Linked DNA regions of Mus musculus: regions 1, 2, 3, 5, 6 and 7 are each linked to region 4. Evidence: chromatin loops called from intact Hi-C (ENCODE). Cell type or tissue: heart. All regions are shown on one strand.

What was found. A loop is a pair of places that touch in the nucleus more often than their neighbours do. Peaks named below come from ENCODE experiments on the same cell type or tissue, not always from the same donor. Only the 100,000 strongest peaks of a DNase experiment are listed, where the experiment ranks them.
Region 1: it touches region 4 in a loop (4-fold over the local background); 10 of 42 quality-filtered maps call a loop at or near these places.
Region 2: a loop joins it to region 4, with 5 times the contacts of the local background. A loop is called at or near these places in 38 of 42 quality-filtered maps.
Region 3: it touches region 4 in a loop (3-fold over the local background); 4 of 42 quality-filtered maps call a loop at or near these places.
Region 5: a loop joins it to region 4, with 8 times the contacts of the local background. A loop is called at or near these places in 29 of 42 quality-filtered maps.
Region 6: it touches region 4 in a loop (4-fold over the local background); 10 of 42 quality-filtered maps call a loop at or near these places.
Region 7: it touches region 4 in a loop (2.8-fold over the local background); 8 of 42 quality-filtered maps call a loop at or near these places.

What each region holds. Positions count from the first base shown.
Region 1 is chr19:53,943,033-53,947,032 of GRCm38, reverse strand. It overlaps Bbip1 (BBSome interacting protein 1), which reads left to right and starts at 2,406. Exons shown (of 4, transcript NM_001195338.1): 1 at 2,406-2,877; 2 at 3,454-3,567. It overlaps Shoc2 (Shoc2, leucine rich repeat scaffold protein), which reads right to left and starts at 2,157. Exons shown (of 9, transcript NM_019658.6): 1 at 2,020-2,157. In heart, CTCF peaks have their summits at 2,402 and 3,496; DNase peaks (open chromatin) are centred at 1,482, 2,382 and 2,892; H3K4me3 peaks cover 3,388 bases; H3K27ac peaks cover 2,633 bases.
Region 2 is chr19:55,196,567-55,200,566 of GRCm38, reverse strand. It overlaps Gucy2g (guanylate cyclase 2g), which reads left to right. Exons shown (of 21, transcript NM_001081076.3): 20 at 1,012-1,103; 21 at 1,779-2,468. The coding sequence ends at 1,883. Among named protein-coding and RNA genes, the nearest start is that of Mir6715, 5.9 kb to the right of the region's middle. In heart, a CTCF peak has its summit at 2,035 (motif pointing right); no DNase peak of the experiment used is centred here; H3K4me3 peaks cover 407 bases; H3K27ac peaks cover 404 bases; H3K27me3 peaks cover 478 bases.
Region 3 is chr19:53,923,592-53,927,591 of GRCm38, reverse strand. It overlaps Pdcd4 (programmed cell death 4), which reads right to left. Exons shown (of 12, transcript NM_001168491.1): 9 at 1,279-1,386; 10 at 947-1,057; 11 at 259-398. Among named protein-coding and RNA genes, the nearest start is that of Bbip1, 19 kb to the left of the region's middle. In heart, a CTCF peak has its summit at 1,916 (motif pointing right); no DNase peak of the experiment used is centred here.
Region 4 is chr19:55,059,238-55,063,237 of GRCm38, reverse strand. No RefSeq gene overlaps it. Among named protein-coding and RNA genes, the nearest start is that of Gpam, 38 kb to the left of the region's middle. In heart, CTCF peaks have their summits at 1,100 (motif pointing right), 1,888 and 2,091 (motif pointing right); a DNase peak (open chromatin) is centred at 2,087; H3K4me3 peaks cover 884 bases; H3K27ac peaks cover 335 bases.
Region 5 is chr19:54,042,185-54,046,184 of GRCm38, reverse strand. It overlaps Adra2a (adrenergic receptor, alpha 2a), which reads right to left and starts at 926. Exons shown (of 1, transcript NM_007417.5): 1 at 1-926. In heart, a CTCF peak has its summit at 1,597 (motif pointing left); DNase peaks (open chromatin) are centred at 1,174 and 1,494; H3K4me3 peaks cover 1,724 bases; H3K27ac peaks cover 537 bases; H3K27me3 peaks cover 862 bases.
Region 6 is chr19:53,646,590-53,650,589 of GRCm38, reverse strand. No RefSeq gene overlaps it. Among named protein-coding and RNA genes, the nearest start is that of Gm46653, 27 kb to the left of the region's middle. In heart, CTCF peaks have their summits at 1,068 and 1,677 (motif pointing left); a DNase peak (open chromatin) is centred at 1,619; H3K27ac peaks cover 1,127 bases.
Region 7 is chr19:55,302,820-55,306,819 of GRCm38, reverse strand. It overlaps Zdhhc6 (zinc finger, DHHC domain containing 6), which reads left to right. Exons shown (of 11, transcript NM_025883.4): 7 at 2,243-2,410; 8 at 3,082-3,123; 9 at 3,984-4,000. Among named protein-coding and RNA genes, the nearest start is that of Zdhhc6, 11 kb to the left of the region's middle. In heart, a CTCF peak has its summit at 1,568 (motif pointing right); no DNase peak of the experiment used is centred here.

The DNA of each region.
Region 1 (4,000 bases), 1.1 Mb after region 4:
TAATGAAAGAAAAACACTGAGAATATCATAAAGGAAATGCCAAATGTGACAAATATAGTTTCTTCAGAAACTTAAGCATCAGGGATAAATGTACTTGGCTAGAGTGAGGTCAAGACTAACTTCAAACTGAGATTGCAAGAGTGTGATTTCATGTTACTTTTTTTTTTTTTTGGTTTTTAGAGACAGGGTTTCTCTGTATAGCCCTGGCTGTCCTGGAACTCACTTTGTAGACTAGGCTGGCCTCGAACTCAGAAATCCGCCTGCCTCTGCCTCCTGAGTGCTGGGATTAAAGGGGTGTGCCACTACGCCCGGAATATCATGTTACCTTTAAGTTACATTTAGTCCTTTAAAAGGTAGAAACCTTAAACAAAACCCTTTATTTCTGTCTCTTTTACTTTGCAAATGCATACTCAAACTAAAATAAAAATACTTTATGTCTTAATAAGTTTGGAAGACTTCTCACTGAGAAAGTTTTGAGTGTGCAGCCTAAACCCGTGGTGGTGAATGACTGACGAACGTACGCATTTAGGTAGTTTATCTTTAACTCTCATATGAAAAATAAAAACATTTGAAGAATTCAAATATAGTTGCAATTTAATTTGTAGAGTTGGTGAACATTACAAATTGTGAATAGCTAAACCTCTAAGTTTCTTCAAATACATAGCAAAGAACAGTTACAAAGGCAATGCCAGGGAGGGGTGACTGAAGGAATGAGTGTACTAGTAAACGCAGGTCTTTAAAAATCAAACATCTTTGTCAGGGCTGATGACTTACACACAAAAACACTTGCTTGCACAAGTCTACCATTCGATTCTGAAAAACAGCTAAGTTTTTGATTCGGCAATCCTTCCGGGTAGATGCTAGAACTTCTGACATCCACAAAGAGTGTACGCGATTACACCGGTGTAAGCTCCCAGATTAACCATCCTGCTGCAGACCAATGTACCACACAGTCCACATTTGCAAGCTGATTTTTTACTTCCCTTGAGTCCTCAAAAATACTTGTGGGGATAGGTCGCAAAACAGGGTTTCCTCTTTTATTTTCATCACCTTCATAATGATACAAACCAATGGGAAGAAAATCGAATCTCCCAAATGTAAAGGTGAGATGAGATGAAAAAAAAAAAAAAAAAAAAAAAAACACACCCCAAAAGCATCTTCTTTCCGATTCCCAAATAGACAAGCAATTCCACCTGTTTGTAAACCCCCCACTTGCACTGTTAACACAAACCTCTGCGGAGAGGGACGGGGGAGCGAGGGGAGAGGGAGAGAGAGAGAGAGGCGGGCGAATTACTGCTTTGGAGTCCTTATTCTTCTACCTAGGCATGGGGGAGGGGATGGTACAAAACAATGGATACCGAGGGGCTAGGGGGAAAATCTTTTTGCCCTGCAGCCTCCTGCGTTCCGAGCTGGGGGCGGGGAGTTACACTACTTTTCCTCCAGCCCTCAAAGCCGACACGGAGATTGCCACCAGGCGTGTTTAGCAGGGCGGTCTCTGCGGCCACAACTCCTTTCACTCGGCAACACACCCAACGCCGAACCCACCACTCGTCCCGCAGGGTCTGCGAGGAGGAGACCGCTCAGCGCCGAGGACTTTGGGGTGGAGGCGCAGAGACCCCACCCCACAGCCCTACGGCCGCGCCCGCCCTCCCGCCCGCCCGCCCGCCCGGCGCCAAGCGTCCTCGCGACCCGGGCAGCCCCGCAGTCCCGGCCGGGAGGCGCCGAGAGACCGGAGCAGCCGGAGCGCGACTGACTCGCCGCCCCGGGCCCGCGCCCGCGCCCCGGCGCTGTCCCGGCCGCCCGCTCCGCAGTAGGCCCGGCCCGGCGCTGTCAGGGGGCAGCCTGCCGCTCCCCGTGTCCCGCCCGCCGGCCCCGCGCGGGCAGCGGCTCCGAGGCTCCGGCGCCCCGGGCCGTGGCACCCCGGAAAGCGGCCGCGGCGCCTCCCAGGGCCCCGACCCCTCAGGCCTCGCCCCGGCTCCGGCGGCTCGCGCCTGTCAGGACGTGTGGGCCTCCCCTTACCGACGGCCGGCCGGGCCCCCCGACAGGCAGGAAAGCAGAGAACCGGCCCACGGGCGCTCCTGTGCCGCTCCCGCCCCAGGCTGCCGTCCGGAGCCCGGACTCCACCATCCCTGCTCACCTCCTTCCTCCTCCTCGTCCTCCGCTCCCCGAGCGACGCTCCCCTGCCACCGCCCCCCCGCCCCTCCCCCACTCGCCCCGCCCCTCCACACACTCTGGCTCCAATCGCCCCGCCCCAGCCCCCTTGAGCGAGCCTGGGCATTCGCTAGGGAGGAGGGATGGGCGGAGCCAGAGCAAAAGCAGTCACCCAATCAGAGGGAAACCTTGGCGCCAGCTTCCCTGTCCCCGCCCTTTTCCTTTCCTCCGCGGCAGTGCGCGGTCTCCCGCCCACTGGGCGCCGCTGGCTAGCTCCGCCACAGAGAAAAGCCTCCAGCCGGGTAGAGAAACGACTCCCAGTCGGAAGTTACGGTTGAAGCCCAGGCAGCCATAATTGATGATGGCAGGAGGCGTTTCCTGTCACCCGTTTGACGTACGTTTTTCCTGCTTTTGGTTCCCCGTTACCCCAGGCAACAGCAGAGCGGTCTGGAAAGGGATGCACCTGTAAGTATACTTACGGAGGATGTGCACACACACAGTCCACACTGGGCGAGTTAATTCGCGATCGGGAACTGCCGGTTTGCTTGCCAGACCCTTTACGGAGCCCCTGATCGCTTACCTAGAACTACAGTTTAGGGCTTCAAAACTCCCTCGCACCGGAAGTTGCGCTTGCACTTCCTAGTAGGGTCATGGCCAGGAGGTGGGAGTAGCCGGACCCCGCCTGCGCCCCAGGGGGTGCCTCCTCTCCCAGAGCTGACGAGTGAGGTAAGTGTCCCTGACGCCCTACAGCAGGGCCGGCCAGGCCGGATGAACCGCAGGGAGGGAGCTGGGAGAAGACTAAGCGGAGGCCCCGGGCCGCTTCCGCTGGCAGAGGGTTTCCTTTCCGGCTGGTGGGGCGGTGGCCAGCCTTCCCTCCGCCCCTCTGAGGTTCCCTGTAGGGCGAGGCAGCCGGATCGGCCGCCGGGCGAGGCCAGGCCCGCAGTCCCTAGGTCTGCACAGTGGGGCACGGTGCACGCCTCCTCGAGTTCCTGTCGAGTACAGTACTTTCACTCCCTGGCCTTTAGAAACTCCAAATTTTGGGAACCAAAGAAACCGGTTTCCACCCCAGCTATCAAAGAAAAAGATGACTTCCCTGAGCCAACCCGCAAAGCAAAACCTTCCCTTTCATCTTTGATTTTTCTTCCCTTTCTGTCCTGCCTCCCCTTTCTGAGCTCTATGTAAGCTTCAACTAGAAGTCTGGGTTAGGGTATATTGAAGTAGTTAGTCCTGGGTGTTTACGATTGTGAATATCCTTTTAAAGGACATTTTAAAAATATTTAAAATGCTTTATGTGTCTCCAAGACATTGTCTCATGTAGTTCCTTCTGTGGACGTTTGGAGTCAAGAAGTCAATCGTTCTGATAACTACAGATTGGATTCCTAAAGGTGCAAGAAAAAAAAAAAGAACAATTTTCAGGTAAATTGAAATATGCTTATACCTAACCAAACGAAAATTAAAGTACAAATCTACCTTCTCTACCTATGTTCCAGAAAAAAAAATGAAGTAATCCTGTTCTCCTGAGGTTTACTGTTGTAGTCAGCTGTCACCTTTTGTGATGTGTGTCCATTTACCTGCTTGGTAATTGTTAAGATTCTGCTATGTACACATTTCTTTCCTATTCATATTCCAACTTTAGTACTATCTAGAAGTCATTTATAGGTCTGCAGTTAGGCAGACCCTAACATAAATTTGCTAAGAATTTCGAAGTTGAGAATCTGCAGAATACAGTATTCTTACAACCAAGAAAAGTGGCAATTTTGTAAAACAGAATACAGAGAATATATAAATCAAACTCCTGTCAAAGTTTTGTATTATACATGGACATTGCCACCTTAGAACTTTAGATCGT
Region 2 (4,000 bases), 140 kb before region 4:
AGAAATTAAATATCTTTTGCAGGAAGGAATGTCCTGGAAAGGAAGCTTATTGGCTAAACCCTCAGGGTCTCTAGATAACTCATCAGCATGGAGAACTCTGTCCTCATCTATGAGACCATAGGTCATAGAGAGTGTGGTCACGTGATCCTGATCAGAAGTGAGTGGAGTGCCAAGGGTCCGCTGGTGAGAGGTTCCAGGGCTTCCAACCTGCTCAGCCTTACCAAGTTTCCTGGCATGGTCTATTGCCCTTGCGCGCGCGTGCGCGCGTGCATGTGTGTGTGCGTGCGTGCCTGTGTGTGTGTGTGTGTGTGTGTGTGTGTGTGTGTGTGTGAAGGAAAGGTTTACAGTTTACAATAGATCAGGAAGCTGGCTGCCTAGGCAGGTTTCAGAATTGTCTCTACTTGCACCTTTGGTTATGGTAACATTTTCAGGAACACGTCTTCAGTTCATCCCAGGAAGAGGAAGAAGCCCAGTGAGCCTCCGTTCATGGGGATCTTCAGCTTGCAGTCTGAGCTGGTTCTCTGTTCCTAAACCAACCACTAATCCATAAGTATCTTACCAATTTACTAATGCCTGGGTAGCTTAACGTCCCAACCTACCTATGTGTCCCAGACACTGGCTATAATTTGTACTTTAAATTTGTCTATCTGTCTGTCTGTCTATCTATCTATCTATCTATCTATCTATCTATCTATCTATCTATCATCTATCTTCATACACACACACACACACACACACACACACACCTGCCTATCTACCTATCTGAAAAGGGTCTGACTAAATCTCAGGCTAGCCTGGAACTCACGATGTAGTTAAAACGGGTCTTGACCTCCAGCTCCATCATCCTCTGCTTCCCATGGGCTGGGATTAGGATACCCAGCCTCGTGCTTTGTTTTATGAGAAGTTATAGAAAACAAGGAATGAAGTAATGTTGGTCCCTTCTCTAAAGAAGCCCTGCCCACCGACTCCCCCAGTGATGATGGCGACTAGCCAATGTCTGATTTCTGGCAGCTCTCCGGATTCACGTTTCCCAGAGCACCGCAGGAGCTCTTCTAGCAGCAGGGGGGTACCATCTGCAAAAGAGAGGCACCATTTCAGTCAAGGTAAGGCTGGGTTGACCCTTTCTCACCTTCCCAGTCTGTGTCCTTGATAGACACTGGCTGTCTGGGTAGGAGTGGAAACCTAGGAAAGAGTGGAACAGGGAAGGCTGCGCTGTAGCTCAGCAGGGGAGTGCTTGCCTAGCAAGTATGAGGGGCTAGGTTCATCCCCCAGGACTGCCAGAGATAGGAGCCTTGGAAAGGGATCTGGAGAGAAGAGAGTGACATCAACTCTCTGGTGCAGCTGCACGGTGCCCTCCAGCAGGCAGAGAGAGGACCTCTGCACTGCAGACCTTCTTGGGATGGTGCCCCATCCCTATTGGTGGTCTCACCGGATGACTTAGCTGTGCATATGGAGAATGGGCGTGGTAGCAATGCTGAACGGACTCTATGTACACCTGTGTGTGAGATGCTTTCCTCAGTCCCCAAGTCACTGAAAATTCAGATTTTATTATACTTTGAGAATCTGGGGGTTGGGGTGCAATGGACTTTACTCTCTGCAGGCCTTTCCACAGAAGAACATGGCTGAAGGTCCATGAACTCACCAGGATTTCATATTTCAAGTCTTACTTCTCTAAAAGAGATGGGTCCTGCTGCCTATCCAAGCAAGCCAGACCCAGCAGGGCTTCCCTGTCGGCTGCTCTTCTCTTGCTCACCAGACACCTCCTTCCCTTCCTGCAGGGCAAGGGAGAACAGACGACCTTCTGGCTGAAAGGCAAAGATGGCTTCCCTGTCCCACTCCCTGAGTTTACGGAGGAAGAAGCTAAAGTTTCAGAAATATTGTGAGGTTCTCTCAAGATGTTTGTAGAGCCCCACTAATGTCTGTGGGTGTCCTTCGGGGGCAGGGGGTGGGGGGGACAACAATGACGATGAATGCATCCAACATTCCTTTGAACAGTTGTAGCTCTGTGTCAATGAATCAATGACCCGCCACTAGATGGTGCTGTCTGACTGGTGTCTCATTCTGTCCCAACCTTTGCTCCCAGACCCCCCAGCTATTGTGCAGTTGGAAGAGGTGGCTGTAGGGAACTCACTTCCAGGCATGGCCAGTCATAGAGGCTTTTAGCCTCACAACTAGTGTCATTAGTCCATCATGCCTTACTCTTTCTTGCGACACTTATTTCTTTGCCCCAGCCTATATGGTTGCTAGCGAATGAATGCAGAGAATATTCGTATACCATGCAGCTCTCAAGACTTTTTGTTCTGTTGCAACACCAAAGAATGAAGAGGCAAGACCCAATGAGAGCAGTTAGATTTTCTTTGTTGCTGGCATGCTCTGTGGAGATACTTTTGAGTACTCTATTGAGAAACAAACTACCTTTTGTTTTCTTGGGGAGCTTTCATGCGAATATTTATAAAAAAATGCTTGATATAATTCTTGCTGTTCTTCATAACCAAGGAAAGACTTCCCAGTATTAGCCCATCTTCAGAACCACCCTTGAGTGTTCCCCTCGTTTCTTCCCTGAGATACAGGACTGATTTCTCTGACCTTCAGACAATCCTCTCCTTGGCAAAGTTCTGGCAAGAGGCTCTGTTTCCCCCCAGTCTTCAGCATTAAGGGATGACCATCTTAGATGGCCAACTAGGAGGAGGGAAGACAGCATTTACATAGGGAGTTTCTCCCCCTCCAGCATGGAGACAATGGGCGAGTCCATCTTCCTGTTGAACTCAATTCCTACCTTCTTCCCTTGTTGAGCACCATGGCTTCTTGTTCTAAATACTTTGTTCCATCATTAAAGAAAACAAATCATAATAACTTATGCAGCTCTTAGACCAGCCCCATGACATACATACATCTGTCTGTCCACCCACCCATCTGTCCATCCGTCTACCCACCCGCCCATCTATCCCCCTAACCTCCATCTACCTATCATTCTATTCAACCATCTATTTATCCATATACCAATCCATTTACTTACCCACTCATCCATCCATCCATCCATCCATCCATCCATCCATCCATCCATCATCCATCCACCCATCCATCCATACACACACACCCATCCACCCACTATCCATCCATCCATCCATCCATCCATCCATCCATCCATCCATTTGTCTGAGAATTTTATGGACTTTAGGAACATGTGTTTTTACTCTGCTAGCTGACGCACTGGAAGTGAAGAGAATTTGAACTTTCTTTCATCTTTATCTTGCAGTTTAGTTGGAAGGAGACATTTTTAAAAAGCAATAACGCAACATTAAGGACTAGTAGAGCTATAAACAAAACAATGAAGCAACCACATAATCTAATATCGTGATATTAAAAGGGCATTAGAAAATTCTATTCGGTTCCAGAGATGGGGTTGAATAAGGTAATTGTTTATTATATTATTATTATTATTATTTGTATCAAAGATGTACATTTGCTTATGGCCCTAGCCCATCTGCTTGCCTAAATTATATGCCAATAACAGACTTTGTTAAATCTAGCCTCATTTAATATTATAACATAAACATTTGATATCCAGACTTGTACATCACACAAAACACAATAAAAATACAAACACAGATATCTGCATGCGCACCTGTATTCTTACACACACACACACACACACACACACACACACACACACACACACACACACCCCACTGGATATATATACACATGGAAGAGGAGAAGAAGAGAGTGAGTAGGGGAGAGAGACAGAAAGGGACAGGGTTTTATGGCTAGGAGCAGTTTCCTCAAATCTGTATCTAGTGTTGTGTGTATGAACCAAGGATGCCTAAGGCAATATGTATCTTTCTTTTCTCTGGATACATGTTTCATGTTTAGTACAAGTTAGAATTCACAGCAGACATTACACCGAGGGTGCTTTCTCTTAATCCCTCACAGAATCCTAAGGCAGAAAGGGTAACTAAACCCCGTGTGGGGCTACCAGTTAACTAAACTGAACACATCT
Region 3 (4,000 bases), 1.1 Mb after region 4:
AGTACAAATATTAATTCGCTCTGAAAAAAAATCACTCCCATCTGTAGTTTGAAGCCACTACCAAGTACATCAGAGTCCATTAGACCTTGAAGTCTAAAAAAGTCTGAATTCAAACTCTGCCTACACAGTGTCTTCATCTCCAGTCATGTCAGGAAAGACACTATTTTTCTGAGAGTCAGAATGACAAACAGCTATCTTAGCTCCCCAAGGATCTCGTTCAGTATTTTTCAATGAGAAAGTATGATTTAAATAAAGTACCTTGATGGACAAAGATCACGGAGTTGTTTGGAAATTATTCCAGCCTGAAAACATTCCTCCACAAATCTCTCAAGAACAGAGTATGAGTGTGGGACATCCAGATTAATGTCTGGGATTTCATTGTAAATTCTCTCATAGCCCTAGAACAACATTACATAGATAACTTGTTAGCCTGTGTAACAGTGTATGCCATGAAACAACCCACCAATATACCATAAATTGTCACAGTGCAACCTGGCAAAACAAGTCATATTTGAACCTTGAAAATAACGTATACTTAAAAATTCTCAAAAGAGCTCCAGGCAAAAGTCAGGCTACCTGACTACTGACTTCCCCATCTACACTTAACTATCTTGTATAAAAATATAAGATAATTTCACCAACATTTCAAAAACCACAATTTTAAATAGAAAAAAATGCAATTTAAATGCTTCATCTAGATAAAAAAAAAACTGCATCACACAAACTGAACAATCATTCTTTAAAAAGGAAAAAAAAAAACCCAAACTGTTATTTTCCAAAAATATAAAGAGCTAAAGAAAAAAAAAAACTCTGTAGGCATAATACTATACATTACATTCCCTAAAAGAAAAGTTTCATTAATAATTAATAACTCTTACTCAACTCTTATATAGCTAAAGGAGGCATAGACCTTTTATAAACGTATTTAAAATAATGTCATACATACTCTTTTCATTTGGTCTATGGTAATAGTAGAAGACTTCCACAAGGATTTTAATAAATCTAAGATCATCTTGAATGCACTTTCTCCAGTTGACTCTAAAACCATTACAATGGCCTAAAATTTGAACAGAAAAGAGTAAATAAATTTTTGGTAATCAACTTATGAGAAACTGATCCTAAAAATGTATCCAATCCCTCCTCTAACATGTAGCAATTATATAAACTTATAAATTAATATTTTTAAGGGGAAAACTTTACATTATTAAAGAAACACCAATTACTGTGGTGTAAAAGGAGGACTTGAAAATCCTCTTTGGTGTGAGACAGTAACCTTACTTCATATACAAGCTCGTGGTGAAAATGAGGTACTTCCAGTTCCTTAAGGCAGTGTTCAGCTTCAGATATATCTCCAGAGAGTAAATACTCTTTAAGCAGCATATCAATCTATTAGATTTAAAAGTTGAAATGTTAGAATTCCTCATTTTTAAAAGATGTGTACTTTTCTAAATGATATATTAACATTCACACCAATATTGAGCATAGGGATTTGGCAGAGTGGTGGCATAAAAGAACTCTCTCACAATTCAAATTAAACACCCGGGCTTCAAACGGTTCAGGTATGAAGTAATAAACAACAGCACTTGGTTTTCCAAGGAATCTCTAGTATCTCCAAGTAGGTTTTATAATATGAATGACCTTGCTTGTGACTCTTAAGACTCCAATGTAGCCTATCAAAAACAAGGGACATAGAGGCTGGAGAGTTGGCTCAGCAGTTAAGAGCATGCACTGCTCAGCAGAGAACCTGAGGTCAGCTCCCAGCACCCATTTTCCATGGCTCACAACCACCTGTAACTCCAGCTCGTGGGATCTTGCAGTTCGGTCCTCCAGGGGCACCTTAACTCATATACACATACCTACACACATACACATGATTAAATCTTTAAGAAGAGCGGACAATTTTTTAATGCCACTAGAGGGCACTAACTTAAAGTCTCATCACTTTTAGAAAGCCACAAAACATCAAGATGTTCTTAATGCAATGGAAGCCCAAAAATAAGAGATAATGGAGTGTTACTACAAGGGCAAGAATCTTTACAGTTCTCTTCCCTCTAAAACTGAGGCTTTGTAACTCAGAATCTAGAGATGTTCAGTGGGAAAGAAGAGATGGTTCAGTGCTTAAAAGTACACTGAAGGACCAAGGCTCAGGTCCCAGACCACATGGTGGCTGACTACTATCTATAAGATCTGGTGCCCTCTTCAGGACTCTGCGAGCACTGCACACATGTAGCACACAAACTTAGATGCAGGCAAAACACCCACCCAAACACATGAAAACAATAATTTGAAAAAAATAAAAACACTCAGCAATTGAACAAGAGACACAATTCTTCACCTCCGACTAAAGCTTGCATGCTCATTTATGGCTCTAGGAAAAAATGCTCAATGTTTTCTCAGCAAAAGAACTTCAACTATAAATAATCTTCCTTATATATTTTCTGAGAAAAGGGTATTTGTATCAAGTGGCAATAAGTGAATTTTGGCTGGATGAATAAAATTATTTTATCTAAATATCCTCTACTTCAACTTCTATAATATCTTCATAAAAGGTAAAGTAAAATTTTACCACTAAGCTATATTCTAATTAGAGATGTGTTTTCTTTTGGTTTTCTGTTTGTTTTTAAGTCTGTATTTGAGGCTGAGGGAATGGCTCAGTGATGAGAGTAGCTGCACTGCAAGCAAGAAGACCCAAGTTCAAAGCTCACCTCTCACATGAAGCCAGCCAGGCACGGCTGTGATAAACAACCCTAGCACTGCTGACAGAGACAAGTAGATCCCAAAAGCTCACTAAGCTACTAAGTTAAGACAATAAATAAATAAATAAATAAATAAATAAATAAATACATAGCCAGCTTCTAGTTCAGAGAGAGTCCCTGTGTCAACACAACACGGTGGAGAGTGGTGGGGAGACACAGGCACAAAAACACACACCCCATGCTGGGGGAACCACATACCACACATACACACTCACTAAGCACACACAAAGGACAGCTAGTGCAAATGTATGCCTTTTTAATATAACACATATTTAATATTTGAAGTATTTTTTACTAAAACTACAGTATATTTGTTATTTAAATGATATTTGTTGTGCCACTGAAAAAGTGAAACATGGGGCTGAAGAGGCAGCTCAGTGGTTAACAGAACCTGCAGCTCTTGTAGAGGACCTGGGTTCAGTTCCCAGCACCCACACAGTGGCTCACAACTGCCCCTAACTTTAGCTCCAAGGAATCCACGCCCCACTTCTGGCCTCAACAGACATGCTGCACAAACCGGCAGGACACATACGTATACACGTATCTTTAAAAATCACTTATTTTTTAAAAAGTGAAACTAACATTACCTGTCAGATTCAGTGCATTTTTCCAAATAATAAAATACAAACCCACATGAACACTTCCCTTGACCCTTGCTTCTATCGAAATGAGAATACACAACAATGTCATAGATTATTGGCTTTATTTCCAGTCTCTTTTTATTGAAAGATAATTCACATACTCTTAAGAGTTTAATTCCTCAAAATATCACCTTCAGAGAGTATTACCATATTAATAATATTGTCTAATACTCCATAAATGTGGCATCTCATTTTAGTATATGCGTTGAATTTCCTTTATTTTCATCATACTCTATTTTTATGCTATTACGATTTTCATTTCTGTCTATTCATTGAGTCCTAAAATACGGAGAGCTGATTTTCACGTACTGATCTATAGTGTGGTTTGGGTTTTGGAGTTCTTTTTCAGACTTACCCGGATCCTCTAATCTACGCGCCACTTTGACTGAGAACAGAGCTACCTCTGCATCTTCCTTTCCAGTCAGGATGTCCTTTATTGCACTTCCTTGCCTAATATCCCTAGCATATTAACAAACTCATATTTTTTTCTTATAATTCTTCAAATTTTTTGTTTTTTTTAAATCTTTTAAAAAATAAAATCTTTTATTTTGAATTTTTTTAAAGTTTCCAACTTCATAAATCAGTCATAACCTATCTATTCTA
Region 4 (4,000 bases):
GTGTGGTGTGTGTGTGTGTGTGTGTGGTGTGTGTGTGTGTGTGTGTGTGTGTGTGGTGTGTGGTGTGTGTGTGTGTGTTGTGTGGTGTGTGTGTGTGTGTGTGTGGTGTGTGTGTGTGTGTGTGTGTGTGTGTGGTGTGTGTGTGTGTGTGTGTGTGTGTGTGTGTGTGTGTGGTGTGTGTGTGTGTGTGTGTGTGTGGTGTGTGTGTGTGTGTGTGTGTGTGTGTGTGTGTGTGGTGTGTGTGTGTGTGTGTGTGTGTGTGTGTGTGTGTGTTTGGATTTCAGGACTAGTATGTTAAGTCTCATCTCGGGTGCAGGGCGAGGAAGGAGTAAGGATGGAGATGCACTAGGAAGAAGAAAATTATTATTTCCAAAACATGATGCCCCATGTCAGGACCCAGCCAGGGCAAAAGGGGTGCAGCTGTGGCTGTGTGAGGGGGAACCCTAGCCTCACCGCTGCAGGTGAGAAGAGCCAGTCTCACCATTGGGATCTCGGGGAAGAAAAGATGGCCGCCAAGGGAAGAGCACTGGTGTCTTTCTAATTGTTTTCTTTTGGCACGGAGCCTAAGGTGTCGACAAAAAGTTGGACCCATAGAAATTGGCATTAGAATCTGGAGACACAGCCCATCTACAGTTAGCTTTGCCTTTGATGTCTTTGTTTGCATGATATTGTGCCCAGGTGACCAAAGCGTTGCTACTCAGTCGCGGAACCTGGTTAAGACTTCCTGGGTTCAAGTCCCAGCTCCACACTCAGCAGCCACTGGATCTTGAACCTGTTTTCTGATGCTCCGTCTTCACCTAGCAGGTGACAACACGTTAGCGTGAACACGCCGGATGCACCCCAGCCTGGCTTATGATGGCAGCGTCATAAATGTTAGCTCAGGGTGCTGTCTCCGAAGAGAATACCTGGCAAACTAAGTTTTCTTCTGCCTGCCCACTCCTTCCTCTGCCATCATTTGACAGGCACTGGTTCAACCTCTGCATAAACAGGCTTTGGGATTCCCCCCCCCCCCATCCTGTCTTAAAGGCATACATTAATTTTCATTTTCTTCGATCAGGTGGTCCTGTACCAAAACGCTGGGTGTGGCCATGCCACACATTTTGGATCTGACCACTAGGTGGTGATAGAACTTCATCAGCGGGTTCTAAGCCACGATGTAGGTAATTAAAAAAGGAAAGAAAGGAAAGGAAAGGAAAGGAAAGGAGAGGGGAGGGGAGGGGAGGGGAGGGGAGGGGAGGGGAGGGGAGGGGAGGGGAGGGGAGGGGAGGGGAGGGGAGGGGAGGGGAGGGGAGGGGAGGGAAGGGAAGGGAAGGGAAGGGAAGGGAAGGGAAGGGAAGGGAAGGAGTGGCCGAGGCTGTCCAGACAACTAGGGCGAACATGTTGCTTGTCACATACTACCAGACCCCAGGATGGCCTCAGATGAAGCCGGGACAGCGAAAGACAAGAGACAGGGCTGAGGCATGGAGCGTGGCAGAGGGCTTTGCTCGGGCAGCTGGAAGTCTGCGGGAAGCTGGAGATTCCAGTGGCTACAGGGCACCTGCTGTCTAGGGACCCTTAGGCAGGAATGTCTGCAGGGACTGCAGAAAGTGAGGGGCGGGACCGGTCCATTCCCTGGTGCCCTGGGGATTCCAAAGCCTATCACGGAGCTCAGGGTCTGTCTTATTCCTCACTTTGGTCCACCCACCCTTGTCCTATCGGAAAACGAAGTGCAAATGATTTCTGAAGTCTATGGCGAGGACCTAAGTGCCTCCCAGCCACCCGGAAATACCTCTTTGGTGCCCACTGTATGGGAACTTGACTTTGAGCCCAGGCTCTGCCAGTTGAAACCGAGTTTCTCCAGGTGAGGCTCCCATTTTAAGCTCCTTTATTCATTCACAGAGTGAGTTTTATGTGGGAGCAAACGAGCAAGCTGGGAAGGGTGGATGTCTGATCAGTGGGAAAATGGGGGACTGGTGAGGAAGAACGAGGGAAGGGAATAGGGGCCGGAGACAATGGTCCACAGTTTTATTCTTGCTTGTCCTTTTCTGGGTCCTCTCTATCACACTGAAGGAAGAGGGCACCTGGAACCACCAGGACTATGGCCATTCTGTCCACTAGAGGGCGGAGGCGTTCTTCAGTTTAGCTTGGTGTTGGCGCCGGCTTGGAAAAGTGTGAAGTTTGGGGAGTCTCAGGGTCCAAGGTCTGCAGACTATTTTCTATCATCCCCTTAAATCCCTTAACTCATTTCCTGCTCAAATGTGGCTGTCATTTCCTAGGACATTTTATGCCCAGATCCGGTCTCACCATTGCCAGAGGCAGCTCTGGGGAGGGTGGCTTTTGGCTGGAGCTTGGGGACTTGGGCTGCTGTGGGGAATGATAGGGGAATGATCGATAGTTACCCTCACACCTGAGTTGACTTTCCCAAGAGCCTGCCCCTCCCTATGGCCTTTGTTTGTAGAGCATGAACTCCCTGGACACGATAAGGCATCTTTAGCATGTTATTTATATTTTTTCTTTCAAATTAGATTTTTATTTAGTGTGTGTGTGTGTGTGCGTGCGTGCGTGTGTGTGTGTGTGTGTGTGTGTGTGTGTGTGTGTGTCCAGTGGGGTGGTGGGTAGGCATGGAGGTCAGGGACAGTGGGTCTCAGGGATGAGTCACAGGCTTGGCAGCAAATGGCTTTACCAGCAGAGCTGTGGTGTTGGCCTGTGTTCCTTCTTTAATCCCTCCAGGCCTAGCTTGATCCATCTCTCAGAGCTCAGCACCTCCACTCAGCCCGGGTGTTCCGGAACCAGGCTATGATAGGTAATGATGGCTCTCTCCAGCTTTCTGAGCCCGTTCCTTCTGCTAGGCTATTCTAGGCCAGGAAACTGGACTCAGCTTGGCCTTCAGTTGTCCTCTGCCGAGCTTTTTGGAGGAGTCAGGGACACCAGTGAGGGACAGTTGCAAGCCTGTTCAGAGGCTATTCAGCCACAGCTTTTCTGGCCTTTCCACAGGATCCTAAGGTCCATTCAGGGTCCTTGCAAGCATCGTCAGTGGTAGGTATAGACAGGTGTTATACACTGTAGAGACTGAGGTTGGAGGGGCTCTGGAGGACTGACTTTATATAGGCTGTCCTCTGCTCAGGGCTGTACCATGGTCTTGTGTGAGGCATCAGCTGGCAGACCTGCTTGTCAAAGCCACTGCAGCCAGACTGGATCTTCTTCCTGCAGTAGATGAAACTTCTGTCTACTGTGGTCAGGCACCCTGCTTCCTGCAGCAGCCCTGGGTCCCCAATACCCCTCTCTGGTTTGGTTTGGTAGTAGGTTAGTCTGAAATGTTAACATATTTGCTTTATAATGACACTGGCTGATGCTTTCCACTACAAGAACCTTGGAGATGAAACTTGCCCAGGACCTGAAGTCTTTGTGCAGTGCCACCATGGAACACCAGGAAGTAGGTACCAAGGTTGACATTGCTGGCACCTTTGAAGCTGAGGGCCTTTAGGGACACCCAGGGAGTTGCCTTGGTGGTTCCCACCAGTGCATATCTGCTCTTCCCAGGGAACAGCAACTAAAGCTATGAGGAAAGCCAGCAGCCAGGAGGCGATTTACCAGTATGATTTATATGAGAGGAGAATCAGAGAGGTTAAGATTCTTGCTCCAAGCCACACAGCAAGGAAGCAACAGAGGTAGACTTTTGTCTTATATATTGAAGAATTATGTCTGCAAATGGTACCCAAAGGGCTAGGAGTTTGCCATTCATTTTTCTAGCCAGCCAAACATATTTGCTGGACATAGTGCAGTCTAGAGGCTGGGGAGGGCACTCAAGGGGATGCCCAGGCTATGTGACAAATCCACACAGCTTCAGGTAACCCCACCTCTCAGGAAGTCTATAGCTAGTAGACCATGAATACGGTGACCTTATCAGCTGCTTGTCCTGGGAAGCAGGAAGCACTGTTCCTTGCTTCTGAGACAGTCTTGGAGAGAGTGGGAATGTTTCAGTCTGGAGTCTTCCTGGGCTGAGACTTTTTACTTCTTCCCT
Region 5 (4,000 bases), 1.0 Mb after region 4:
TGCCAGCTGCCTTCCGGCCCCGCGTCCGTGGGTCCTCCTCTTCCTCCGGTGCGGGGTTCGTCCCGCCGCGCCTCACATAAGGAAGAGGGCCGCAGGGAGCTCGGGCCCAAGCTGGGGACCGCTAGTGGTCCATGGACTGGAGCCCGCGAACTGGCACCGGTTCGTCCTTCCGACGCTCCGGGTGGGTGCTTTCTCTCTCCCAGCTCCTCAAACACAGCCAAGTTTTATTTCTAAGCGGCAGGATCGAGTAGGGCCAGCTGGTGGTTAGAGATTTTATTCTTCAAGAAAAGAGAAAAGAAATTATCGGTGGCCTGATGATTTGGAAAGATGTCAGAAATTTATACAAATGCATTTAGCTAGTCATCTATACCTTGATTCTTAAGCTGAGCGAAAGCATGAAGTCTTACCCCAAGAGGCAGCGGAGGGGTGTTGGTGTGGGCTCGGAGTCCTAGGTCTGTCTTCTTATACCCTCGAAGAGATTTCCAACTCCGTCGCTACCCTCCAGGCGGGGTGGCGAGGGCTGGGCCGGACCTCCGGCGAAGGCGCGGACTCTGCCTCCTCTAGGAGCCCCACGGGACTTCCAAAGTTGTGCGCTCTGCTGGGGCTGGGACTCTGTACACAGAGCTCGGGGGCGGCGGCGGTGGGGTGAAGGGTGTGGGGGCCGCATGAAGCCGCACCCCCACCACCACCACCTCGGTCCTCAGGGCCAAGCTAGGTGAGCGACCGGCTCTCCAGGAGCCGCGGCGGAGCCAAGGGTGGCTGCTAGCCGCGATCTGGGTGGGCGCTGAGCGCCACAGACCCGGCGGGGGTCGGAGGGCCGCGTGAGTTTTCGCAGGACCGCAGGACTTGGAGCTGGAGGCGCTGGGTGGCTGGGCGGTGTGCGCCGGCTGCTGGGCGTCTGCACGGAAGCGGGAGCCGAGGCTGCTCCGCCGCTCTACGCTGGACTGGTTTTATAGCCCCAGGATGAAGCCGGCGTTGCCGAGCAGCCGGCGTCAGCCCCCACGTGGGAAGTCGACCCTCCTCCGCCCCTCGCGCCTCCCCTCCTTAGGTCTAGAGCCCGCACCCGAGTCGGACCCGGGAGAGCGCTGCCTCTGGGACCCGGCTTTTGGAAAGACGGGTACAGGGAGCGAGGGGCAATAAGAGAGAGCCTAAGGAGTGGGGAGCGGCCCCTGCTGGGAGTTGGCCGTTCGGCTACTAGCTGGCCCAGGAGACAGTAGCAGGCGCCCAGCGGTACACCGATCTAGCTGGGTTTTAGCAGAAGAGGGTGCCAGGGTGCTGGGACCCGAATTAGGAGATGCAGAGTGGCATAAGAGTCGCTGGCGAGCAGCCCCGCCCCAGGTCAAGCGCAGGTGCTTCTGGTGACTGGGATGAAAGGGATCCCGGAGAGGTAAGCGTGTGCGGGTTCCTAAGGAACCACTGGAGCGGAATGGACCAGCATCCACGAGAGCAGACCAGGCCGGAGTTATCCATACTTAGGGAAGAGAAGGCCTCCTATCCTAGCAGCTGCCGGGACTCTCAAGGCCTGGACTCTGCACTGCGCCCCTTTGAAAGGCGGTGGGGAAGGGTCCTGGAGGGGTAGGCCCTGAGCCATGACAGAACGAGAGCGCACTGACACCTGCTGGCCGCTGGTCGTCACGGCTGGAAAGCGACTTAAGGGCTCCAGGCTCCTCTGGAGTCCTTTCCTCCATTTTTCTCCTATCTTGGGGGCAAGTTTGGACTAAGCTGGGGCGGCGGGGGTGGGGGGGGGGGAGGGGACACGGACAGATTTCAAACTGCACTATGTCATGATGCAGAAATCTTCAGGTTGTATAGATCTACCTCTGATGAGAGTAAGGCTCGGAACCTTCTACAGATGTGAGAGTCCTGGATCTTCCTCTCTGCTTGCCTGGCTTTAAACTACTGGGAACCGTTAAGCATTAGTTGAGGCACAGCTACTTTATGAAGAGCGCCATGACATTATAGGTAGATGTAAGCCTTACGCTGTTTTAATCAGTACCTACTGTGTGCACGAATTAAAGTATTACACTGAACTCCACAAATGTATAGGATTATTATGTGTTTGTCAAAAAGGGGTTTCTGATTATGGAAATAGAAAAGTTAACTATCCTGACTTGGTCATTACATACTGTGTGTAATATTGAATTAACATACAGTATCTTACACATCTGTACAATTAAACGTGAAAGAAAAACATCTTATTAGACTCTATCCCCACTTACATGGCCTTTTCTCCTACACCCCCAATACACAGATAAGTACACACATCTGCACAGCATCTGTCGGTGAGGGCAGGGTGCTAGCCAAGAAAGAAAGGGTGTTTTCTATGTTCTCTCTCTGGTGAGAAAGGTAGGAGCTTGGCAGTAGATGGCAAGGTTTCTAAGCACTCAGGCAGGAGTATCTGTCGCACCAGATACACTGTGCCATCCGAACTCTTTCTTCAGACGAGCAGCAGGAAGATCACGGAGAACCAGAGAGCACAGAATGTCAACAGGGTACACACGAGACCTAAGAAAGCATCTGTCATACTTCAGAGATCACTACACCTAAATGTCACACTCAGTCATCCAAGCCAGGGTCCAAGGTCCGAGCAGATCTGAGCCGATGTCTCCCTGGACATCAACGTGCAGGCTCGGGTCTGGCTGAGGACCGCGGGCTACATGAATGACCCTGACCATCAGTCTCAACCCCGACTACTCGCTCAGTATTTGATGGTGCGAGTGAGTACATCTCAGATGTCTCATTTGAATTCAGCACCTTTACCCTGCAACCCTTCCCTGGTGGACAGCCTCTGCTCCCACGCATCATGGTAAGAAGTCCTCAGAGTCTCAAGAAAACCAAGATGGCTGTCTGTCCCCTCTCTGTTGAGACTCTTATTCCCTGTCTTAACCCTCTGCTCCGAGCCTCTTGGCAGGAGCAGGGCCATTGCCAGTGTGTTCATTTGCAAAGGTGACTGAAAGTGGTGAGCAGGGACTGAATTATGTGAAGATTTTTGAAAAGCCAATGAAAGCTACGAAGAATGAGCTCAAGTTGAGAACTGCAGCCCTGAATCTCAGATATGCAGTTTTAGAATGGTACCACTGACCTCACGGGAGCTGAGGCAGAGCATACATTGGATGTTGTCATTGATGGCCTGAGGGAGATTTGCCTCTGGACTTACCCATGAAGGTCTATAGCTATTAGGAAAAAAATAAATAGCAAAATACCACTTCTTAGCACTGAACATAGGTCAGCCACAGTGCTAAGCAGTTTATAAGCTATACATTACTTTGTCTAAGCTTTTGCTTATATAATTGGGGAAATATAAGGTCAGCAAGGTTAAGTATACATTGCCAGCCATTTATTGGACCATGTTTCTTGAATGTAAGCCCAAGAAATTTTCCACCACCCCCCAGCAACTGGGAGGCTCTGTCTTCTGGACACTGGCAAAGGCCCATCCAGAGACTAAAGACAGATGTAGCTCAGAGCAGAGTGCCTACCCAGCATGGACAAAGCCTTGGCTTCAGTCCTCATTACCACTGCATAGGCTGAGCAGGACCATACACGGGAAATACAGGCATGGCGGTCACAAGTCATCCTGTTACATAACGACTTTGATCCTTTTGGGAGGAAGAAAGGGTGCTGGGAAGAGCCCCTCTATCCCACTTTCTCCTCCAACTGTGACTAATACAGCAGAGCACATAACGAGGTACGACGTGTACCTCGATCGGCTTCTGCTACAGCACTCTATGGGAGACTGAACATTTTTCATGCTCTCTCTCTGCTATAGAGCATGAAGAGATGAGAACCCCTTCCTCTCCTGGGTATCAGTATTAGCTTGAATAAATTGCTCTTCAGGCCTACCCACTCACATATGCTGGGCTCATCTTTTAATCCTTGAGCATCCCTGAAGAGGGATGCTTACAAATCACATTTCTCAAGGCAGAGATGTCTAGTTTTCATGAGGCCCTGGGCTCTACCTGCAACGTCACAAAATATTTCTGGGTCAGACTCCTTGAGAATA
Region 6 (4,000 bases), 1.4 Mb after region 4:
TGGTCCAAAACATGAAAGCCACTCATGTGACAGTTTGGATTCTGAGCAAGGCCACTGTGGCTTTCCGTACTGGCTGGGCTAGAGACAAGCAGTGACTGGGGTCATCTTAGTTTCAGGAAAAGTTCTCTAAAATCCAGTTTATCCACTTCACAGACCCACAGACCAGCATTTGCTCTGTCAGAGGTCTTAGTAGGTCTGACTGTGCTCGGGGGCAAATTCCCCTGGCTATCTGGGCTTGCCTAATGAGATTTAAAAAAAAAAAATCACACTTCACCAACCATTCTGTATGTTTTTTTTTTTAATAAGATTTTTATTTATGAGTATGTGTATGTTTTTGGGTGAACATGCTGGATCCTGGAGCTGCAGTTACAGGTGGTATGTGGGTGTTGGGGACAGAACCACAGCCTTCTGCATGAGCAGTCACGGTTACCGGCGGAGCCATCTCCCCAGCTCTTTGTTAGTTGCTTTCTCATCACCGTGACCAAAGTACTTGAAAGAGACAAACTCAGGGAGGAAATGTTTATTTTGGCTCAGTTTCAGGGGGATTTCAGTCAATCACAGGGCGAGGCAGGGTGGAGTGGCTGTCCTGACAGGAGCATGAGGCAAGGCAGCTGCTCACATTTTAATGGACCAGGAAGCAGGAATAGATGGAACCTTCAAAGACTTGCCCCCAGTGACTTCACCCCACTTCCAGACCCCAGCCCTTCAGGGCACAGCTGGAGACCAGTGAACAAACAGACCAGGGCTTCAGTCTGTGAGGCCACTGTGAATCCAAAGTACAACCCTCCAAGTGACCACAATGGAGCAGAGACTGCAGCACGGACTCATATGAAAACCTTTCTGGTTTGCTAATGAGACAGGATGGATGTGTGCCCTGCACATACACATGTCTAAAGGAGGTTCTGCTGTCCTACTCAGTCACCAGCTGCCCATTCCCAACGCAGTAAAATGGGTCGCTCAGCTTCGCTTTACCACCTGGTCACCATGCTCTGTGGGTGGAGTGAATTGGGGCAGCACGAGTTTGTGGGAGAAGGTCCTTAAGCCACTCATCCACAGTGACAGAGCATCACCTCTGGTGAAACTTGGAAGTGGCAGGACCTCTTAGGATGGCTTTTCGTGGCTTGGTAGGCAATAGGGTAGAACAGGTCTTCCTGGGGTGTCCAGAGATCACACAGTGACTGCTACCAATAATTCGAAAACACTAAGTGGATTAAAATGCCAAAACCACAGGACACAGAGGGAACTTAGAAACCATACATGAAACAGAACGAAAGGCAACCTCTGCTTTAGGAATGCCAGGCTGCAGAGAACCAGGATGCCTCTGCGCTTAAATGAGGACTCAGAAGGCAGAAGGAACAAAGGAGCAAGCGCGTGCTCTGCAGAGAATAAGCAGGCCTGGCGTGAGGAAGGGTTGCCATCTTTACAACACCCAGGCTTCCTGCTGTTTCCGGAACAGTGACACAACCTGTTGTGAGCGCAGCAGGCACCTTTGCCCCAAAGCTCACTTAGGAGTGAGCTGCAAGCAGTTAACACTTCGCTCATAAAGTGCTGCCCCAGAGGTCTCAGTTATACCACACCCTGACCTCACAGCGGCTGCAACTCTAGCGAGGAATCAGTGTGGAAGAAAACCTGAGATCCCAAATCTGAGGGGTCAGCATGTATCAAGGGCTCCCTCTAGTGGCTACGGGGAAAACAGCTTGAGATTTAGGCTGAGAGAAAATGGAGCCCCTACACAATGCTGAAGAAAGCACCTTTCTAACTGTGAGGAGGCAAGGTAGGCTGGAAACGGCTCCCAAGAAGTCTTTGCCTTAAGTGGCACTGTACATCAGACATTAATAGGCTCTGACACTCTAGTCCCAAATAATTTGGCTCTAAACCCATGTCCTTCAGGCTTTGGGGCTCTATTATATCACCACCACCACCACCACCACCACCACCACCACCACCACCACCACCACCACCACCACCACCACCACACACTTGCTTCTCTGCACACACACCAGAAGGTGTCTGATACCTCGGGACTTAGTTACAGGCAGCTGGAAGCTACCCGATATGGATTCTGAGAACCAATCAGCAAGCGCTCTTCTTAACAGCTGAGCTATCAATTTTAATGGCTGAATAATTTCTTGAAGACACTCAATTACACAGTCCATCAAAGATAATGTTCAAACGTTAAGGTCTCTGGAAAACTCATACCACAGTGTGCCAACCTGACAGAGTAAATATATCCACATTCTTTTTGCAACCCTAATCTCCACGCTGCCTCGTGTTCTGTGTAGCTACTGGCTGCCACAAGGCCTCTTACACCCAGGAGACACTCTGTCTCTAGGAAGGGGTGCCTGTCGGCCACACGGTGGCAGATTTATAGATAACACTGGCACCTTCCTTGCAGAAGCCTGGCAACTGGAGGTAACTCAAGTCTCCCTGGGACATGGGTAAGTGTGACCTAAGTGTTCCTAAGTTGGTGAGTTCTTTAAACAAACAAACAAACAAAAAACTAACAACAAAAAAAGGCAAAGGGCAGAGACAAAGTGAAGGTGGCAATCATCTATAACCTTAAAATTCGTCTTTGTGTAACGTGCAAGGCCACCTGCAAATAAATGTGTGAGTTTCTTGAGAGAAGGGACCCACGGCTTGGTTCTGTTATCTAAGTGTGCTAATATGTTCACTTGGGCCACCTGCCTGATCTGGGCTTCACATCTCATCTGTAAAATTAGAATATTAAACTAAAATAAAGAAATGCATCTCTGGAACTAAATATATTCTAACTGCAAGGTCCCGTTATTTTTAGCTTAATGTGCAAACACCAAAGCCATATTTAAAGAGGACTTGCTTTGCCAAACCTGAGCTCTAGACAAACCAATGTTTCTTGTAGAGATGTTAATCTACTTTATCAAGATTTAACGTGACCCAAGCCGTAACCTATTTCTAGGCAAGGCTACGACTAAACCAGATTTCATTGGCGTTGCTTTTCCCAGGTGAAATTAGACACAGGGCAGCAGGGCCCCACCCTCACAACAGGGCAATGCTATCCAACAACACAGCATATAGAGAGAAAATGAACCCTCAAGGAGGCACAGCTGCCTACAGGCAGTGCCCACTCTGCGAAGCCAGCAGCTCGCTGCTGTGGCCTGTAAGGACCACTGGCTCGGACAGCGAAGTCTCCTCCCAAACACCATCCAACCAGCAGGCTCCTGCGAGCTGAATGGAGAACTAGCTCCTTCTAGAGTTGTTAGGAAACCTTTAAACCATCAAGCCAAGTGAGTGTTTGAAAACACATTTTTGCTGATGCTTAATTTTAAAAAGAATCATTAAAAAATCAGTTTTTGCCCTTTCCCACTTCTGAATTTGTACTTTCCAAAAACTATTCTTAAAATTGTGTCATTAAGCCGGGAGTGGTGGCGCATGCCTTTAATCCCAGCACTCAGGAGGCAGAGGCAGAAGCAGGCGGATTTCTGAGTTCAAGGCCATCCTGGTCTACAAAGTGAGTTCCAGGACAGCCAGGGCTATACAGAGAAACCCTGTCTTGAAAAAAAAAAAAAAATTGTGTCATTTCCTAAAAAATGTCCACACTTTTGAGTACGCAAATCCTAACCAGTCTAATCTGTTATTTAGGACGGATAACACAGCATTAAAGCGCTCTCCTTGCTGATCTCCAGAGGCGACCATCATGAAAGTCCCAAGTTTGATGCACATGTTAAGCTGGGAGTGGTACATACACACCTCTGAGCTGAGTTCCTGTGGAGGCCAGAGCAGAAGAATCACTGGAAGTCAAGAACCTAAGACCCGTTTGTACACTAGAGCTAAACCCCAATTACGGTTAAATAGCTAAGGATGAGGCCTTCCTTCAGGTAGGGGTCTTATGCTCACCGTGTTTACACACGCACAAAATCCTGGTTTAATCCCTGGTTCCAAAACATTATCACAAATTGTAAACTTCTTGGGCATCAACCTGCCACTCACAAACTCACACACCTCTTCTGACGTTGGGGCTGTC
Region 7 (4,000 bases), 240 kb before region 4:
AAAGGAGGGCAGGGAGGGGGAATTACTCTCTATTATTCAGGTGAAGGTGGATGTATAAAATTCAGTAAGTTTGTATTGTTGAACCCTTGACACCATAGGGTTAATCCGAGGAAGACAGAATGATGAAGAGACTGATAAGAATCAGTGCAGGTCGCAGCTGGCAATCCAGATGGGGGAGGGGTAGCCAGTGATTAGAGAAAAGGGGAAAATCATAGACACCCACGCAGTGGATGAAGCAAAAGCAGACTCTAGCAACTTCATACATAGACAGACAGACAGACAAACATACACATTCACACATTGAGTAGATGGAGCAAAGCGCCCCCAGCAGCTTTAGCTTTCCCTTTAGTCCATTTACATCCCCAAGGACAAAGTTTTCTACGTAAGAAGGAAATTACCTCATAGCCACAAGTGTCTATGTTTTTCTCCACAAGTTCCTTATAACCCACAGCAGTAATTCTTTTGTCATTAATTAACATTGTTTAGACAAGGCAAGTCTATAGTAGCAAGCTTTTCCCGAGGCTTGGCTGACGACAGGTGCTCTGTATTTACTAAGGAGCAGGTCATTTGTCTTACACCTTACTTTTGAAGTCTTGATCTGATTAATCTGATTAATCTGTTCTTACAATAGAATTTTACTCTTTACTCATAACCTTCCTTTTCATGGTGCACATAGGAAACCTGTTACCACATCCCTAGTGGTAACACAACATGATCATGGAACTCAGGACCAACCTAGAAGAAAATGTTTTCTTTAGTCATTAACTTGTCCCAAGCCTATTTTTCTTTCTACTACAATCCACATGGTTGTAACGCACGAAAGCTCACTGCACTCCTTTCTCTACCTCATTCGGATCTTGCAATCACACTCTATTCTTGATTCTAACTTTAAACTTTCTGTCAACTACCCTAACTTACCAATCATGCTATCTTCCTAAAACTACTTAAATTAGTAAATTCATAAAGTCATGAATTCATTTAAGAGGCATTATCTCAAGAACTTTTATCTTCATGTTGATCTGCAGGAAATTTGCCCAGTAGAGTGAGCTTATGTCCAGGAAGTAATCACCCCAGACTATAGGCAGTGAGGGTCTCCCGGTGCCTATCACCCCAAGCCAAATATGGAGGAGTACAGTGATGGCCAACCTGAGAAGCACATCAGTAGCAAGAAGCAGCCCTGCGGCTGTGCCTGTGCAGAGTGCACCCATCGCAGCCTAGCGAGTGGGGTGCACCATTGTGAAGTTTAACAGTTGTTTTAATAAACAGGTAACACACATATTACTTTAGAAATAACTACAAGAAACTCTTGCATAAAATTCTGTTCCTTAATAAACAAATATTTCATAATACCATTTCTGGTAAGCATAATGAATATGCTGACATTAGAGGGTTTTTGTTTGTTTTGTTTTGCTAAAGATCATGGCCCTGTATAAAACCATGTTAATCTAGAAATTATTAAAACTATTACTTTATCACAGACAGAACTTCAAATAAGGAAATAAAATTCTCCAAAAATATTTAAGATTACCAGACACTAGTGTTGAACTTGCTTTCAAATTAAATAATGTATGTTTGTACCACTAGGTGGCAGTAAGAATTTAAGAAATTCAAAGTTAGTTTATGTCCAGAGAGAACTATCCATTTAAATGCCTAGAATATAAGCTGTGCCATTGGAATATGACCTATAATTGAAGATACAGTGTGTGTGTGTGTGTGTGTGTGTGTGTGTGTGTGTGTGTGTGTAAGAGAGAGAGAGAGAGAGAAAGAGAGATGAAACAAAACACATGAAACTCCTTCACAAAGTTTGCAAAATGTTCATTGTAAAATTGTGCCTCCCTATTAACTTCCTGGCCATTGGCTTTATAAGCCATACCTTCTCCTGAGTCTATTAACAGCATCACTTCTTACCTATACTCTCCTGTGCTGTGAAGCAACCATAAGCATTGAGGGGTTTCTGCACAGGATACAGTTAGCTAATTCTTTTATAAACCTTTGGAATGCTTGTTCCTAAGATATACCCTGTCAGGTGCTCTGGGATATCACAAACAAGGTTAGTATTCTCATTTAAATCCCTCTATACTGTGATAAAATTATATTCTCTGACAACACTCCTATTAGCCCAACAATAACAAAGTATTTTTATGAGTAATACAGATTTCAAAAGTTGGTAGTCTCAATAATGTATTAGCAAAAGCCATTGCAGGTAGAAGCAGCTGCCATTTTACCCCTTTGTTTTCCACAGGCTAAAGATCGCATTCAGTATTACCAACTGGATGAAGTCTTCATTTTTCCTTATGATATGGGAAGTAAGTGGAAGAACTTTAAACAGGTGTTTACATGGTCGGGAGTTCCTGAAGGAGATGGACTTGAGTGGCCAATACGAGAGGGCTGTGACCAGTACAGCCTCACAGTGAGTAGTTCCCTTGCAAAGGCCTTCCTCTCTCTCCATTGTGGTTACCTTGTTAATGCCCACAACTTCCCGAGAGTTTGTACTCATATTGTATGTAGTGCTTGAGTTTTCCATATGTCAAAATGAGTGTAATATCCATAGGGATTCTTAGCATCTCCTTTATTAAGCTCTTTCCTGAACAGTCTATAAACTACTGTCATGAAGTCCAAAAAAAAAAAAAAAAAAAAAAGCTGACCTTTAACTACCTCTGTCGTGCATGAACACCTTGCTCAACCTCAGCACTCATGTCTGCCCCTCAGTTGTTCCTGCAGGCCGGGTGCAAGCCCGTATTTCCCCCGCTGTGTCTAATACAATTCTATTAGTAGCTTCTGACTAAAGGGGAAAGTCGAGACTCATTAATAATGAATGAGTTTTCTAGTTTGTCCATTAGAGAATCACTGAGACGACTATGCATCCCTAGCTCTGATCCCTTGTGAGCACCCCAAGAGTACACAGAGGTGAAAACTTCAGAGATCAGAGTCTAAGAAGGCTCCATCCCAAACTGTGGCTCAACTAATGAGTGCCAGAAGCTGGGGCTCGGGATACCTTCAAGACACTGTGATGGAAGGGGGGAGGCTGCTCAGTCCTGACACAGAGTACTAACTCTTTCTCCCTCTGTGTCTTCCAAACAGATAGAACAGTTGAAGCAAAAGGCAGACAAGAGAGTCAGAAGTGTAAGTAGCCTATTTGCAATGGCACTGATTCCTGTTTTCTCCAGTTGGGCACTGCGTTTCGGTGCAGCTTAAAACAGTGGCTTTTATTAAATAGTCTTCCTTTCTCTTACATTTATTATCTATTGTGCATGCATGTACAGCACAGGGAGTGTTGTGGGCATCTCCTACCATGTGGGCGCCAGCGATCATTATTTCCTTTATATTTGTTGAAATACAATGCAATTCACTTTTTTTCAGACTGTCTCACTGTGTATCCATGATGGTCTCAAACTCAGAGACCCACCTTCCTCTGCCTCTGAATCAAAGTGCTGGGGTCAAAGACACGTGGCGCCACGCCAGCTGATACTCTTGACTTGTTTTCTTTGAAATACTTTAAGCTAGAGGTTCCTAAGACATTTAGTCAGTGTATACTGCTGGCCTAGAAAAATACCTTTAGTCAGCTGATGAAACCACATTTATAACCACACTGTTAGCTAGTGATGATGCCACCTGTGCCCAAAGGGGGTCTTAATTAAAAATAAATACAATAAAAATTACGGTCCTGTTTATACTGGCCACACTAAGCACCCAGTAGCTGCAAGTGTCTAGTTAGCAACCCATTTAAGACCAGAAAGAGACATGCAGACACTTCCATCATTACAGAAAGTTCTCCTGAACACAGATCATATTCATAGCAGATGTATGCTTGAAATGGTGGATCAGAGAAGCCCGAAAACAAGAAAAATCCTTCCCTGATGAGAAACTGGGGGAAAGATGTTTTATCACTGGATAGTTGGGATCTGAACTTAATTTTTTATTCAAGCTTGAAAGAACTCAGATATGGTAACTACTGAGCTTATTCTTCTGACCACTGACGGCAGGTTCGCTATAAAGTCAT